Regions from separate parts of the Mus musculus genome. Here region 2 is linked to region 1. Evidence: chromatin loops called from intact Hi-C (ENCODE). Cell type or tissue: heart. All regions are shown on one strand.

Region 1 (8,000 bases):
GTTTGAAGGCCCCGTGACCTCCCACAGCTGAGGACCATTGGAGTACTGCCCCTCCCTAAGCAAATCCTTTCTATGGCCTTGCTGGACAGGCTCTGCACAGTCCACCCCGAATCAGTGGGGTGATACTTCTCCAGCTGAGCCACCAGTCAAGCCACTCCCCTAGAGCCCTCCAACTGGGCCTTATGATTGAGACAGCTGTCCAGGTAGCAGTGGGATCTCTATGGAGCAACCAATGACTCAGCCTTCTCAGACTTAGATCTCAGTGTCTTCCACGTAGCCAAGTTTTAGCCTCCTTCGAAAAGGTCGATATTTATGATTGGCAATCCTATCAGTGTACCTTGTAGGAGTATTAGTAATTCATTTATCATAAACAAACAATCTAGGTACACACCAACCTTTGAAAATGAAAGGAGACTGTCATCTGCCCAGGGGACTGTCCTAGCTGCTTTACAGCCATTTAATGAAGGGTAGCTAATATCTCATTTTGCTAATCTCTTTTAACTTGTTTTCCTAAAGCTCAATCGCATTTACGAACGATGCTCCAGGGGAGGACCTCAGTAAAGAAGCTGAGGCCCTACTCCCCCTGCCTCATCCCCTATCCAACATTCAGTTCAGAGTTCTGTGTCCTTCCTTCACTTTGACCAGAAAATGAGGGCACTCCCTTCTGCTACTGCATTGGAACAGCCAGTTAATGAAGCACGGAACTGTAGCAAGATCCATTGTCTGTGCTTGGGGGAGTATTTGGGATAAAAAGAAGAGACCTATAACCCAGTCCTTGTCCTCCTTGCTGTGTGTCATTACCTCCATGTTAAGCATCTTCCCTTGTAGGTCTACATAGATACAGGACAACGCTATGTTCTAGGGTACCATGGAAAGTATTCATTTGGGATTCCCAGCCCATTCACTTGAGCTTTCCAAATCATCTTTGCTGCATGGATTTGTGAACAGGAGTCTATCTACACACATAAGGGTCCAAACTTGGGTCTAGTTAACCCTGAATCAAGCAATTACAAAATAAATAAATAAATAAATAAATAAATAATGCGTTCTTCTCAAATTACCCCTTCATCACTAACAGGGAAGGTTTTTTTGTTGTTGTTTTTGTTTTGTTTTATTTTTTTAAACAACCTAGATTCATCTCTTGTAATTCTTTTTAAAAAGAAAGAGAAGAAAAAAATCTGCTACATTGGTCCATAGGATGTTTGAGCCCTAGGCCAACACATTTCAAAAGTTAGAGCTCCTGAATATCTATCTCATTTTTCTAACCTTTTTTTTTTTTTTTTTTTTTTGCTTTAGCTTTGGGTTTATTGACTTGAGATTCTGCCATCTCTGCCCTTTCCTTGACTTCATTCAGCTCATGTTACTGCACCTAATGCTTGTAAAGGTATTGATTGACTTGTGTGTCTTATAAATACAAAAATAATACTGAAATAAAAACCCCACAATCATTATATAGATTTTTTTGTTGTTGCCTCTGACATGAACTAGTTGAAAGTATGAAAGGAATAATCAAGACTTTTGAGTACTGAGTGGGAAATCAAGTTTGGTTATGCTCCCAACATTTGTGACAGACACACAAGATCCATTTTGACAGCTGTTAATCCCTGGAATCTCAGAACGTGGTTGATAGTTTCCACCAACTGTAAGTCATAGTACGGTGTGTACAGGTTTGCCATGTTGTGGGACAGCCACCGCTGCTTGCTTCACCATTAGTTCAATGTCTCATTCTTCTCCTGGGCAGGGGGCACGGACTTAAAAAGTGATATGAATCAATAGGTATTCATTAGATTCAGTGACGTTTTAGCCCAAGTTATTTAATCAATTCAAAACCTCTTAGTAGATAATATTATCAGACATAAACACGCATATACCTGTGCACAGTGACTATTAGTGATAGTCAATGAACCTATGAGGCTGTGGGTTAGCAACCCAAGACGAGCATTTATATTTCAGTGCTGGTAGTTTTGTCAATAGAGGTATTCTAGTTAATCTGGAAAAAGCTATGTGAACTGTATATTTATTTAAGATTTGATTACAAGGATGCCCCAGTGTGACAATTATATCCAAAATGTGCCAACCTTCCTTTTGCTCAGCTAATGTCTTGTAGAGGACATGTTTGGTTGCAGCTTCAAGGTCAAGGGAGAACGCTCTGACTTCCTGTAGGGGAAAGCTGACCCCTGTCTCTCTGTCGCTGTCTCCCTGTCCTTGTCTCTGTCTGTCTGTCTCTCTCTTTTTCTCTCCCTCTCTCTCTTTCTCCCTCCCCATCTCTGTCTGTCTTTTAATCATTAGCCATAATCCAGTTTTGAGCAAAACCAGAGAATGGGCAGACATGACGCCAACCTTGTCCCTTCTGCCAAGCTGCTCCCTTAGCACAGGGGACCAGCCAATATCAACAGCCGGGAAATCTATGACAAGGCAACTGCCTCTGGAAGTCTCTGCTCCCTCCAGTTGCTGCTGTGACTTTGTGTTCTCAGCTGAACTTCATCCACTGGAGTCTAAATTCAGCTCAGACGCTCCTTGCCTGCCTCTGCTTGGAATGCAGAGATCAGCATGTGAAGGTCGTTTGAAGGATCCTATGTTCTATCCTGGGCATAGCTTTGTGAGAGGAAATGAGGGTAGGAAACATTTTACACATCCTCTCAAAGTTGTGATTTATAAAACTTAACTCTACCTGCTCCATATTTTGAGTAATTATTAATTCTCATTTCGAGTAACAACAGGGACATTTCTCTTGGTCCACAGCACCAACCCACCAGCTGGAAGTCAAAAACCTTAGGGTTCAATTTGGTCTTCTGTCCTTCCATCTCAGCCAAACTGTCCTAGCCAAAATTTTCTCAGTAGGAGAAAAATCCATTAGCAAGTCATTACAACATCCACATGTGCAAAACAGGAAACCAAACATCTTTCCAACACCTACCACTTGAACTTTCCAACTGACTCTCAGCTTCAGGTAATGGAGTTACAGAAAATGCAAATTTCCTGGAACTCTGATATAAATACCAGCAGGCAGAGGACAATTCTTTAAGTTCTGTGGACCTTGGTGCATCTGTTCTCACTGCCTTAATAGTGGTCCAGACTAGAGCTGGAGGAAGGTGATCTATTTAGTGGGCCAGTTTTTCCCAGCTGTACTCTGTGGAGCTCATGTTATTTTGAGAAAGGAGAAAAGGTAAGCAGGTAAATAGGGCCGTTCATGCCCCCACCCTCCGCTGTCATTTCAGCCATTCCAATGTGAAGCTCTTTAACTTCCCAAATGAAGAAAACATTTGAACCTACTGCAGCTTGAAGAACTGATGTCACATCTGCCACCTGATGTTCACATTTCAGTACTGGCTCCATCTGCTGGTAAACTTATGTCACTGGATCAAAATACTTGAGGCAATCCTTTCAGAGTTTTAGAGACAGCAAAACTGACTCATCTGCAGTTCCCTTTAGTCCAGAACTGCAGCAGAATACCATGTAGTAGCCATGTGATAGATAAAAGAATTGTCTTATCATGAGACAAAATTCACAGATCACATGAAGCACAAGAAAGAGGAAGACCAAAGTGTGGATGCTTTGGTCCTTCTTAGAAAAGGGGAAAGTACTCACAGGAGGAAACACGGAGACAAAAGTGAGGAGCAGAGACTGAAGGAAAGGCCATCCAGAGACTGCCTCACCTGGGGATCCATCCCATGTACAGTCACCAAACCCAGAAGCTATTGAGGATGCCAAGAGGTGCTTGTTGACAGGAGCCTGATATAACCTGAGAAGCTCTGCCAGAGCCTGACAAATATAGAAGCAGATACTCAGTCAACCATTGGACTGAGCACAGGGTCCCCAATGGATGAGTTAGAGAAAGGACTGAAGACGCTGAAGGGGTTTGCAACCCCATAGGAGGAACAACAATATCAACCAACCAGACCACTTTCTTCCCCTGACCCCAGACTCCCAGGGACTAAACCACCAACCAAAAGTACACATGGAGGGACCCATGGCTCCAGTTGCATATGTAGCAGAGGATGGCCTTGTTGGGTATCAATGGGAGGAGAGGCCCTTGGTCCTGTGAAGGCTCCATGCCCCAGTGTAGATGAATGCCAGGGCAGGGAGGTGGGAGTGGGTAGGTGGGTGGAGGAACACCTTCATAGAAGCAGGGGGGCTGTGATAGGGGGTTTTGGGTGGTGGGAACCTGGAAAAGGTATAACATTTGAAATGTAAATAAAGAAAATATCCATTAAAAATAACATGGGCATGTGTGCATAAGCAAAGGACCAGCAGAGCTTGAGATAAAGGAAGGCAAGGAGAACCAGGGTCCCAATGTCCCTTCATTGGCATGTCCCCAGTACCATTCTTCTATAAGGTCCAGTTTGTAACATTTCTATCACCCATCAATAATGGTGTATGCTAAGAACTAGGTCTTTAAGGTATAGCACTTTGGGGAACATTCATGATTTAAACTATAACATTCTGCTCTGGTCCAGTAGCTTACTGTTTTTCTCAGCACAAAGCAAATTAAGTCTATGTTCAGAATCTTAATCAATATTGGCCGTATTCAACAGTACAAATTCAGAGTCTACTCTGATACTTGAGACAAACTTCTGGGTGTGAGCCTTAAAAAATCAAAACAAAGAACATACCTGTAAGATCATGGCATGGGATAGACATTCCCAATCCAAAGGAGAGAATTCTGGGTCAAGAAAGGAAGAATCAGACAGAAACTCTATGGGACAAATGAACCTCAAGTTTCCATGTCCTGCATCTTGGGCAGATGATAGCATACTGGCTTTCCAAGGGCTTGGACAAAACTTTCTCTGGCTTTGCTGCTGGCTTCATTCCACGTGACCTATCTCAGGTTGGCTCTGCATGCTGTGTGTAGCCTCTTACGTCTAAGTCAGCTTTCCATGGCTGTGAGGAAATACTTGAAATAAACAACCTAGAAGCAGGAAAGATCTATTTGTGCTTCCAACTTGGAAGACTTCAGCCTATGATCACTTAGCTGTGTTGCTTTGGGACATGTTATGAAGCAGAGCACCACAATGGTGAGCCTGTGATAAACTCACTTTTTGGGAGGAGAGATTTTGAAGATATAGAGGAAGAGGATAGCCCCAATATCTTGATCAGACAAACATCCATTTTCTAGGCTCCAGACCACAGTGTTTCAGCTACCTTTCTATACTGTCGCAGGCAGACTACCAAATCTTGCATACATTGCTTTTAGGGGACATCACAGGTGCATATTCTTGCCGTCTCTCTTTCCAAGGATTCTCACTGCTGTACATATCATCCTAACAGAGGCTTCCATTGAGTTCTCTGACTCCACTGTTGTCTTTCTAAACTGATTTTGAAATTTAAGTTGAAGTCTTCATGACCCCCGTAACTGTGACATTTATCATATTGTGAAGCAGTATTATGTGGGGGTTGGCACCAAGGTCATAAGTGGGACCTTTACTAGGGCCCACTTGACCATGGCTACAGTCACTTGATCTGATGAGTGATCTGGTGTCCATACTCACAGGGGAAATGATTCGAGGAAAGAACTCCATCACTACTTCAGTGCCAGCTGAGGTCCAAAGACTCATATTTCAAAGGAGAGTCTTGAAGCAAGTTTATATGGCCATGCCTTTGACCCCATAATGAGCAAGAGTTTGTCAGTTCCTCTGGTGCCCTTGAGGAATCGTTCTTGCTATCCTGGTACAAAGTGCATGGTTTTCTAACACCATCGATTGCCTTAGCATGCTAGCAGCACTCCTATATCCTTATCAGCATCTTTGAACCCACTCATTTTTGGGGCTAAACTGTGTTACTTAGATATTTCCTCTATGTTTTGCTCCCATTTCTCATGATAAATTTGGCTAAAGTGGCCAATGGTATTCCAGTCACTGACTGAGCATCTCGAAATTTCCTCTGCCAGATCAATGTGTCACCTACAAAGCTTCACCCCCCACCCCCAGAGCAGGTCAGGGACAGAATGCACCTGGATTCTTGTCACAGTAAGACATTCAAATTACTTGCCAGAGTATGGCAATGATGGTCTCTTGATCCGTTTCCAAAAGAGACCTTATATTATCTGAAATCCTAGAAGCAAAACCTTTATTTTTGGAATTTCTATGAGCATTCTGGTCTCTGAGCCCTCAACTTCTTCTGCTCACAGCATCTAATCTTGCTTTACTCTGCTTTTACAAATTTGCCAGTTCTAAATGTTTCCAAATCACGCTACTGGACAGAGTCTGAAATGACCCAGTTTCTTTGGGCTTCTTTTCTGTAACAAGGTTTCTGTTAACATGTACCAAAATATCGGAGATAGTCAGCTTCAAAGAAGAAAGGTCTGTGCTATTGATTAATTGACTGACTGATTGGTTTGTTGATTTACTTGTCACGGTTTCAAGACTTTTAGGTCTTAAGCCAAGTTAGGCCAGGTTGCTTTTACATCTGCAACAAGGCTAGTGCATCACAGTGACATTGAACTCAGGAGGAAACTGCTCACCAGACTGCATCTAGGTAGGGAGGATGGAGGTACAGGGTCCCAATATCCCCTTTAAGATAGAAAGTGGCACCCTCTCGCCACTGGAGTCTAGGAAACAGAAATGGAAGTTCTCGAATCCCAATGCTTGTTTTAATCACACACTCAACTAGACTTCCTTCTATTAGGCTCTTCTTAAAAGTCTCAGTGTCTCCCCGTAGCACTGAATCAGTAACCAAACTTTTATACTTGATGTGTATTTTAGATACTGTTAAAGATTTCTGCTTTGTATCTTCCTCTTTGATTCTCTGACTTCCCTTCTACCACGCCCCTCCACAAACCTTCCCTCAGCAACCAGTGTCACTGGCCCATATTTACACATCTTTCCTCTGTACATTTAGCCAAGTTATTTCTACCATCAACAAGCCCATTCCTCCCTGTAGTTTATTCTTATGGTACACAGTTAAGTGTTAAGTTTTAAAGTTACTGAATCATAGATAGATACATGGGTTAACCAGTTAATTTAAGGAACTGAGGCAGGACTGTGTTTTAATTTTTTTTTTTTTGCTTTTATTGCCTATCCCTCTACCTCTCTTGCTTATGAAACTGAAAGATTCATGACTCTGTGTGTTTATAATAAGTTCTAGTATCAATACCGGATTCATTTATAATCACAGTGAACCATGACTGAAGATATTAATGATGTGTCTCTTACTCAGGGTGGCAAAGGGGTCACATCTTAATCTGAAGTATGACATACTGTTTTGCCCACCTTTGTGACTCGGTGTCCCTTCCAGAAAAGAACTTGCCATTTAGCTATGACAAGTGCAGTTACCTGACAGATTCCACCGGCGGTGCCTTTGAGATCTGCCACAGCACTGGCAATGGGGCTGTCTCTCTGAAGCCACAGGGCATACAGAATTACCCACGTCATTCATACATGCTCTAACCAATATAGGAATCTTTTCTTAGAACCCTTTGTGCTGGAGACGTCCTCAGAGTGACTCTCCACCCAGTCCTCCTTTTCAAACTGTCTTTGTTCTGTATCAGCCCTACACTGGAGCCTGAGGGTCTCGCTTCCAAAATTTTGTTTGCATATTCTTGTACATTTAATGGGTATTACCTTATGAAAAATCTCCCTCCTCTTCTCTCTCTGTCTCTGTCTCTCTCTGTTCCTCTGACATAGGCATATCCTTCTACTTTTATGTGAATTCCAGGGGCAGAACTCTGGTCTCCAGGCACAAGTAACAAGTACCTTTACCCACTGCCCCATTTGTATTTTGAGTCTTTTGAACAGGTTCTATCAATGAATCCACAGTTTCAGCTAGAATGGCTGACCAAGGAGGCCCCTGGGAGCCACCTGTCTCTGTCTTCCTGTTCTGGGGTTATAGGCGCAAACAATCTTGCCTAACTTTTGCTTAGGTTCTGTGGATTCAAACCCAGGTCTCTGTGGTTGTACAACACTCACTTTACCATTACGGAATCTATCTAGGCTCTCAATAAATTTCATGAGTCTCCTTCAGTTAACCAATATTTGTATCCCTCTTCCTAAATATGTTTTGGA
Region 2 (8,000 bases), 130 kb before region 1:
ACCCCAGTGTGGCAGTTCTTAGAATATCCTTTGTGGACAACAGGAGTGCTAGAGGAGAGTTCTGGTTGCTGGTTCTTTGTTATCTCTTTGGCCTGGAAGCAATGTCTGAGTAGGTAACTAAGACTAAGAGGAGGCCCCTGGAAACCTCAATGGCTGTGCCAACTGGACTAACCAGCAGCCCTCTCCTGTCTTAGTCTCCCTTTATATTGCTGTGATAAGACATCATGACCAACCTGGGGCCATTGAACTACATCAAGTCCAGCAACCTAATTCCGAGTTAAAGAATACTCAAAAGCAGAGACAGGTTCTGTTCTTTTTTTTTTTTTTTTTTTTTTTTTTAGGGATTTTCTTCATTTACATTTCCAATGCTATCCCAAAAGTCCCCCGTGGGCCCCCCCCCCACTCCCCTACCCACCCACTCCCACTTCTTGGCCCTGGCGTTCCCCTGTACTGAGGCATATAAAGTTTGCAAGACCAATGGGCCTCTCTTTCCACTGATGGCCGACTAGGCCATCTTCTGATATATATGCAGCTAGAGACACGAGCTCCGGGGGGTACTGGTTAGTTCATATTGTTGTTCCACATATAGGGTTGCAGATCCCTTTAGCTCCTTTGGGTACTTTCTCTAGATCCTCCATTGGGGGCCCTGTGTCCCATCCAATAGCTCACTGCCCTGCTCAGGTTTTGTTCTTAAAGACACCCCAGCTTTCTTGCAGTACCCACTTCCCCTTTCTTTAGAATATCTCTAGATATAGATTACTCTTTTCCTCCCTCTAGTGATAACACACCTTCATCTTCCATCTTCCACGTTACATGTTCCATCAGCACATGTTTCTGTTACCCACTATCTTCTTTCTCTCTCTTCCTCCAGAGAACCTGAGTTGGACATATTCGGGGGGTTCATTCTATTAGCCATATCATCTATTTTACATGTGTACATCCATCTTCCTGGGTATGCATTGGAAGTCTCTTCAAAATGTACTTCAAGAATACACAGAATGAAAATAAGATGAATAAGCCTTTCCAAGTTCTTATTCTGAATTTGACACACTGGATTCTTATTTCACGCACATTCCTTATGATTGCATGTTAAATCTGTTGGTTCTAGTTCTATCTGTACAATAGATGGCCAGCTTGCTTTTCAGAATCTCTGTTGCCTTTCATTCAGACTGATAATTGTAATGCCTGGTTTTAGTTCATAGCATGTTTTCACTATCAGTTTTTTTTTTTTATTTGTATCTCGATGTGTGTTTGTGTGTATGTTCAACGTCACTGGAAGTTTACTTTTATAATTTTTAGACTTGAAGCTAGATGTCAGTTCTTCTGAGAGAATTGATGCTTGTTTTGTCAGTATCAAGAGGTACGACTTATCCAGGACATTAAAGTCTGTACTTGGAATTTTCTTCAACAACACAGATGACCTGCATTTCTCTATCAAACCAAGAGGCAACTGTGTAGTTATGTGTTCTCAGGGACAAATGAATTTCCATTTTGCTTTATTTACCGTTAAGTGCTGCTACCTGCACAGCTTTGAGACTGAACTCAACAGATACACATACAAAAAATCTGGGATCAGGTGGCCTGAGCTGGTGGAGCTGCAGCAGCTTGGGAGAAATGTCCTGGCTTTATTATACGAAGTCAAAGGAAGAGGCTTGTTAACTAATCTTGGTATGACATCTCTGTAGGGAAGCAGTTTTAGCTACAGTCACTTGCGGTGGAAGAAGCTGCTGTCAGTACTTCCTGTACATGCTGTTGACATTTGTACCAAGGGAAACCCTTGCTACTCCTATTGGGATGAGAGACTGGTGTCCTTCATATGGCTATGCTCAGAGGCACACTTTGGTACATGGTACACTTGCTCCCTACAACTAAGTTTGAGGATGTATGTTTTCTTGATTTTATCTTTTTTTTCTCCCTTGGTGCTCTTTCTCTTTGTATCTTAAAGGTATCAATATTTCCTGTTGGATTCTCCAACTGCACTGTGCATAGGGCTTAGTAAGCTCCTTTACTCAGAGGAAAGCACATAAAAGAAACCCAGGAATCCTCACAGACCAGCAGAGACTGTTAAATCAATTGTGGTACCATTCTTACTGTCCTGTATTCTTTATTTTAAATGATTTGGAAGTTTTATATTCTCTAATTTTGTACCAGTTTATTGATGGTTCATGAGTGATTTTTATGTTTCTATTCGCTTTCTTATGTTTAATTGAAACAAATTGTTTAGGGCATTTAATCAACATATTAGTACAAATATAAATGTTGGTAACTATTATAATGCCACAATTTTCCAAGAGTTTCCTACTAAAAATTAAGATTGTGTATGGGTACTCAATTAAGATTGAGAAATGGGTACTTTAACAGAACTAATTAAAACTCTATCTTATCCCAACTTGGAAAAGCCCTTTGTGGATGAAAAATATCACGAACAAATACACAACCCATCGACCCACAACAAAAAAAAATTGATATCAAGTCGTATAAGGGTGTATGATTTTTCTCACTGTCTTCTTGGAGCCGACTTGCTGCTTGCTCTAGTTATGTTTCATCCCTTTCTGGTTCACTCATATTGCATTCTGCTACTACCTTAGTGTTTCTTTTATTTTTCTTTCCCCTGTTACCTAAAGTACTAATGTTAGGCTGCATGGAAGGTTCTTATGGAAGGATTTGGTCCACTAGAAAGTAGGCACGTGCATTTCTAAGGCTCACGTTTATCCTGTTCCAGTGAAAGGTGCTGAAAGACTAAAAACTTTCCACACATTCCCATCAGAAGACCTTTGCCTCAGCAGCTGCCTTGGCTGTATCTGCTGACTCTGAGGAGTTTCCCCTACACACTAACTTCAACCCCAGCCCTTACATGTCAGCCAAACCGGATGTGATGCTCCTGTGAACCACTTTTGTTCTTTATTTTCTAAAATCCCTTTCTCGTTAATATCATTCAATCCATGCTATTCAATGACTGCCAATGAGCCAGGGTGCTACGGTGATAATGGTGACTAAATAGGACCCCTTTCCTGGAAGGGGCCTGCTAAACAAGTTAAAGAGAAGTATCTGACTTCCCTGTGATTGAGACATTGTTTACATCCTTTAGTAACCAAAGAAACAGACTCTCAATTGGTGGTGAGCCTGATCTCTTTTTTTTTTTCTGTTTCTCTTTTTTTTTCCTTTTTTTTTTATTATTAGGTATTTTCCTTGTTTACATTTTCAATGCTATCCCAAAGGTCCCCCATACCCACACCCCCAATCCCCTACCCACCCACTCCCCCTTTTTGGCCCTGGTGTTCCCCTGTACTGGGGCATATAAAGTTTGCAAGTCCAATGGGCCTCTCTTTGCAGTGATGGCCAACTAGGCCATCTTTTGATACATATGCAGAGTTCCCGGGTACTGGTTAGTTCATATTGTTGTTCCACGTATAGGGTTGCAGTTCCCTTTAGCTCCTTGGGTAATTTCATTGCATACACTAGCAAGATTTTGCTGAAAGGACCCAGATATAGCTCTCTCTTGTGAGACTATGCCGGGGCCTAGCAAACACAGAAGTGGATGATCACAGTCAGCTATTGGATGGGTCACACGGCCCCCAATGGAGGAGCTAGAGAGCCTGATCTCTTGAGAGGAATAGGGAAGCAATAATGTCAAAGGTCATCAAACTCATCTGCAGGTGGCAGTGTAGCATGAGAATAAGGTAGAGCGGTAAAGTGTAAAGGCCTTTTGCATAGCCTTACACCTTGGCAAAGAGGTAGGCTGGAACATTCCTGCCAACGGTCAACTAAACCTGGCTGGCACCCCTGGCAAAGGTATGGCAGGTGTAGACTCAGAGGCACTTCTAAGTGTCTGAGAGTAATCCAAGACTCATTAGAATACTAATACTAAAATAAATGCTAACTAAAATATTTTTGGGTGGAGCTTCAAGCTGATAATGGGACATATAAAGTGTAGACTTGTATGTAACAAAACATGAACTAAAAAGTCAATGCTATGCAATGAGGCAAGAGTTTAGACTTTTGGGACATAGACACACAACTCCATTCACTAAGGAATGAACAATTGAGATATTAAACTTTCTCTCTCCTGGGGCCTGCCTGCTCCCTTGAAAGAATATCCTTTCTATGTCTGTTCTCTTACTTTGCTTACCGCTGTCTAATTTGCTACTGAATTCTTTATGCCAGACACAAGAACCTGGAATTTCCTGCAAGCACTCACCACATGCTAAGGTCAGCCATTTTCAGTGAATGTCAGTAAGATTGCATTTCTGAACACTAAAATTCCCTCTTCAATATGCAGAAATAGAGACCATTGATGTCTGAGCTCTATACAAACCACAACATTCTTATAGAATCTCAACTTTCAAAGTAGCGAAAGAGACTATGGTAAATTTCTAACTTAAATAAGAAATGGCCACATATATGTTTTTATTATTTATGAAAATTAGATATTGAAATTTGATGACCAGTGTAGTAATCAGATGCCCACCCAGCACCTCCAATGCATGCCAGAATCTTCCTCTGAGATTTTCTTGGACTTGTTAGAATCCAGAAACTGAATTGACCAATAATCTCAGGGTTATGATCATATGCCTTGCAATTTCCTAGTTCTGAGACTCTGAACTTTTAAAAACCATTTAATAACAAATGATTATTTTTCAAAGCACATCACATGTACTCTACCATTATAGAGGTCTAATTAAAACAAATGTTTTTCACGAAATGATGAAGAGAGGAAAATAAGTTCCATGTGACTGAGACAATCGTCACATCCTCTGGAAACCAAAGAAATCTACTTCCCACTCCGGGTAGCTTGGGCTCTAGAAAGAAATAGGGAAATAAGAATGTTGAAGGGCACCTGATACACCTGCACATGGTAGTGTGGGAGGGTAATAGGATAGAGGATATGTTCTTCTAGAATATTAGCTTCTATTGCTTATGTGCAGCTCTCACTCAGTAGTTCAACCTAAAGACATATGGCTTTATAGCTGTACAACGTATTGGCTATGTATTCCTATTCGGTTATAAAGGAGAGTCTGGGTTATAACTTCAAAATGGGGTCCTTAGTTGTCCCATAGTGGCTAGAATTCTCATGCAACATAGTCCTGGATTCTTTGGGCAATTCTTTTTACTCATGTTCTGCTTGCCTCCATGATCCCCAGCTGTTCCTTGCTATGGAACAGGACATAAGAGAGAAAAAAATGCTGATAAAGATGGGATGCTATTGAGGTGGCCTGTGGCACCTTTGATGTTAACCCGGAGAGCTTCAATTTCTCCCTCCTGGCAGCTACAAGGATGGACCCACTATCAAGGCTGGTGTCACAGGAGGCTGAATGGAGATTCTGGCCTTTTATACCCCATCCCAGGTTGTAACAAGAACTCTATGCCCTCCAGAGCTCCCCAGGGCATTGATGGAGACTACGCTGGGATGTCTGGATGTCTGCCTGTAGCATGCAGTAATCAAATGCCTTCTTGTTCTTCCCCTGCTGGAGTGGTGTCAGAAAAAGGCAGCTGAAATACAATGTAAAAATAACCGCCAGAGTCTCTTAAATTAACTGGTTTTGCTCTGCAAAACTCTCTGTTAAAAGAATATAAACACAAACTATAGAATGAGACAAAATATTTGCAAACTCTCATATCTGCCAAAGGATGAAATCTGGAATATATAAAGAACCTTCAATTCCCAACAGTATGAAGACAATCCAATTAGGAAATGGGCAAAGACATGCAGAGACATTTCACCCAAAAGCATATACAGATGGTGAATACGCACATGAAAAGATGTTCAACATTATTAGACATTAGGGAAATGCAAATTACAACCACAACAAGATACCACTACACACTTAACAGAATGGCTAAGATAAAAAATAACGACAATATCAAATCCTGGTGAGGACTTTAAAAGTTGGATTGCTCCAGTTATTGGTTGATTTTGCATATTGTTGCTGAGAGTGTAAATAGTAGAGAGTTCTGGGAAAACAGTTTGGCCTGTTCTTTAAAACACTAAATATCAATTGTACACCTGGGCATTTTTCCCAGAGGGAAATAGAAAAAATTATATTCACTCAGAAACCCGGGCACAGATATTTATGGCATCAAGACTCATATTTCCATACTCTGAAGTTAATCCAATGTCCTTCAGTGGGTAGACGACTAAAGAGAAGTGTATCACGGAGCACCACCCAGCCATAGGAAAAACAGGACATAGGTGCGTCTCCTGACAGTTTTACTGAGTTAAGTAAAAACCCTTTCTCAAAACCTTACGTACCAGGATACTATTTAAAAGATGGCATGGAAATGATAAAATCACCAGGAACAGATGAATGATTGCCAAGGTTTAAATGGATTGAGGGGAAGAAGGAAGTGAAGCTACCCAAGGTCAACTTGAGTGTCTCTATGGTGATGGAAAGGCCTGTCTTTGCTGTATTACCAGCAGTAACCTAGTTGTTCCGGGAAAAACCATATATCCCCATCCAAATCCCTGTATCTCAGAATGGGACCATATATATCGTTAATGAGATATTTAAATAAACAAAAAAATGGTCTTTGGGGTGGACCATAGTCTAATACGAATGGATTCCTTGGAAGAAGAGCGATTTTGAATGGCAGGCACTGAACAATGCTATGAGGAACATGATAAAACAGTCACCTGCAAGCCCAAGAAGAATGTCCCTGAAGAAATAACCCCTCTGACATCTTGTGTTTGAATGTCTAGTATTTAGAATCATGAGACATTTTGTTCCTGTCAGTCAGCCCATGGTCCTTTGCTATAGCAAAGGAAATGAATAGAATGTTAGGATACTCCACTACAGTTTGGAGAAAGGTTGCTTGCCTGAGAAACTGAATAAAAAGTACATGGGATAATACCTATATGATTTTTAAACTGTTATATTTTAGTTTATTTTGAAAAAAAGGGAGGAAGGCCTGACTGACAAGCAGCTGTACAGCTGCTAGTGCCCAGAGGAAAATGAGACGAGGAGACACAGTTCCCTTCCTCCCAATGCAGTATGTGCAAGCACCACGGAAACTCTTAACAGCACATGTAACACAGGCTTTCAGCAAGAGCAAGTCCAAACAGCATGAATGAGTATTGAAGAGCCACAGGGGTTGGTTGTCCTGGGAACTGCATGTTAGAAAACTTGAATCCATCCCTACAGGTTGCTGCCCACCTTTCCTGTGCATCACTGCCTCTAATGCTCATCCACGTGCCCGAATCTTGGCAATTTCAATGCACTCATTGCTCAGTATCTCCACTGGTCAGGTTCAGGCTCTGTCTCTGCCCAGGAGGTTCTCTTTGCTCTCAGAGGACCTCAGCATCCTCGATACTACTTTGATGTTGCCTTCAACTCTCCAGCGGCCCATCACTTGGCAATCCATCACTGTCTGTACTCTGGTGGTCTCACAATCACGGGTGGAGTACTCCTGCAGTTATCTCTGATGACCCAAGGCTGCGGGGAAAAGCAGGCAGCAAGCTCTCCTCTAGGCCTGGGATCCTTTTCTTCATTCTCTTCTGTCCCCAACGTATTTTTACAGTGAGAGTCTGACTGTCCCTGTCAGAGCTATGTCTGACTTTTAAATGAGGCTGCTTCTACAGTGTCAGCAGAAGATGGGCTAGGCTCAGAGTGACCTGCAGGGGGTATTCTCAGGAATCTCCAGAGCCCTGCAGCTGCAGACTCCAGCAAGCACTGCTGTCTTAAGGACCTTTTGATCCTGCTTCAGATTCTGCTCCAAAGAGGATACCAATTTACCTTTTTAATCCATTGGTAACTTGTGCGCTGATAGGTAACACCCATACTGACATTAAACTCTGCCAACCAGGGGACTGACCTTCAGCAAATTCTAAGTGTAAATATTGGATCTGCACCCTATGGATTGCTATGTAAGGCTCCCCGAGGGACACCTGGTACCACTGAAATGTCTGGGAATGGATTTTTCCTGCGGCTTCAGGCAGCTGGAGGAGAGAACTTTCCGCAGAAGTCCTCAGGGGAGGCAAGCAAGATGTGTGTCTGGAAAGATGT

Evidence for each region. Peaks named below come from ENCODE experiments on the same cell type or tissue, not always from the same donor. Only the 100,000 strongest peaks of a DNase experiment are listed, where the experiment ranks them.
Region 2: it touches region 1 in a loop (2.6-fold over the local background); 2 of 42 quality-filtered maps call a loop at or near these places.

Annotation. Positions count from the first base shown.
Region 1 is chr16:49,524,592-49,532,591 of GRCm38, reverse strand. No RefSeq gene overlaps it. Among named protein-coding and RNA genes, the nearest start is that of Gm4802, 120 kb to the right of the region's middle. In heart, a CTCF peak has its summit at 3,345 (motif pointing left); no DNase peak of the experiment used is centred here; H3K27ac peaks cover 693 bases.
Region 2 is chr16:49,653,055-49,661,054 of GRCm38, reverse strand. No RefSeq gene overlaps it. Among named protein-coding and RNA genes, the nearest start is that of Gm31494, 12 kb to the right of the region's middle. In heart, no CTCF peak of the experiment used is centred here; no DNase peak of the experiment used is centred here.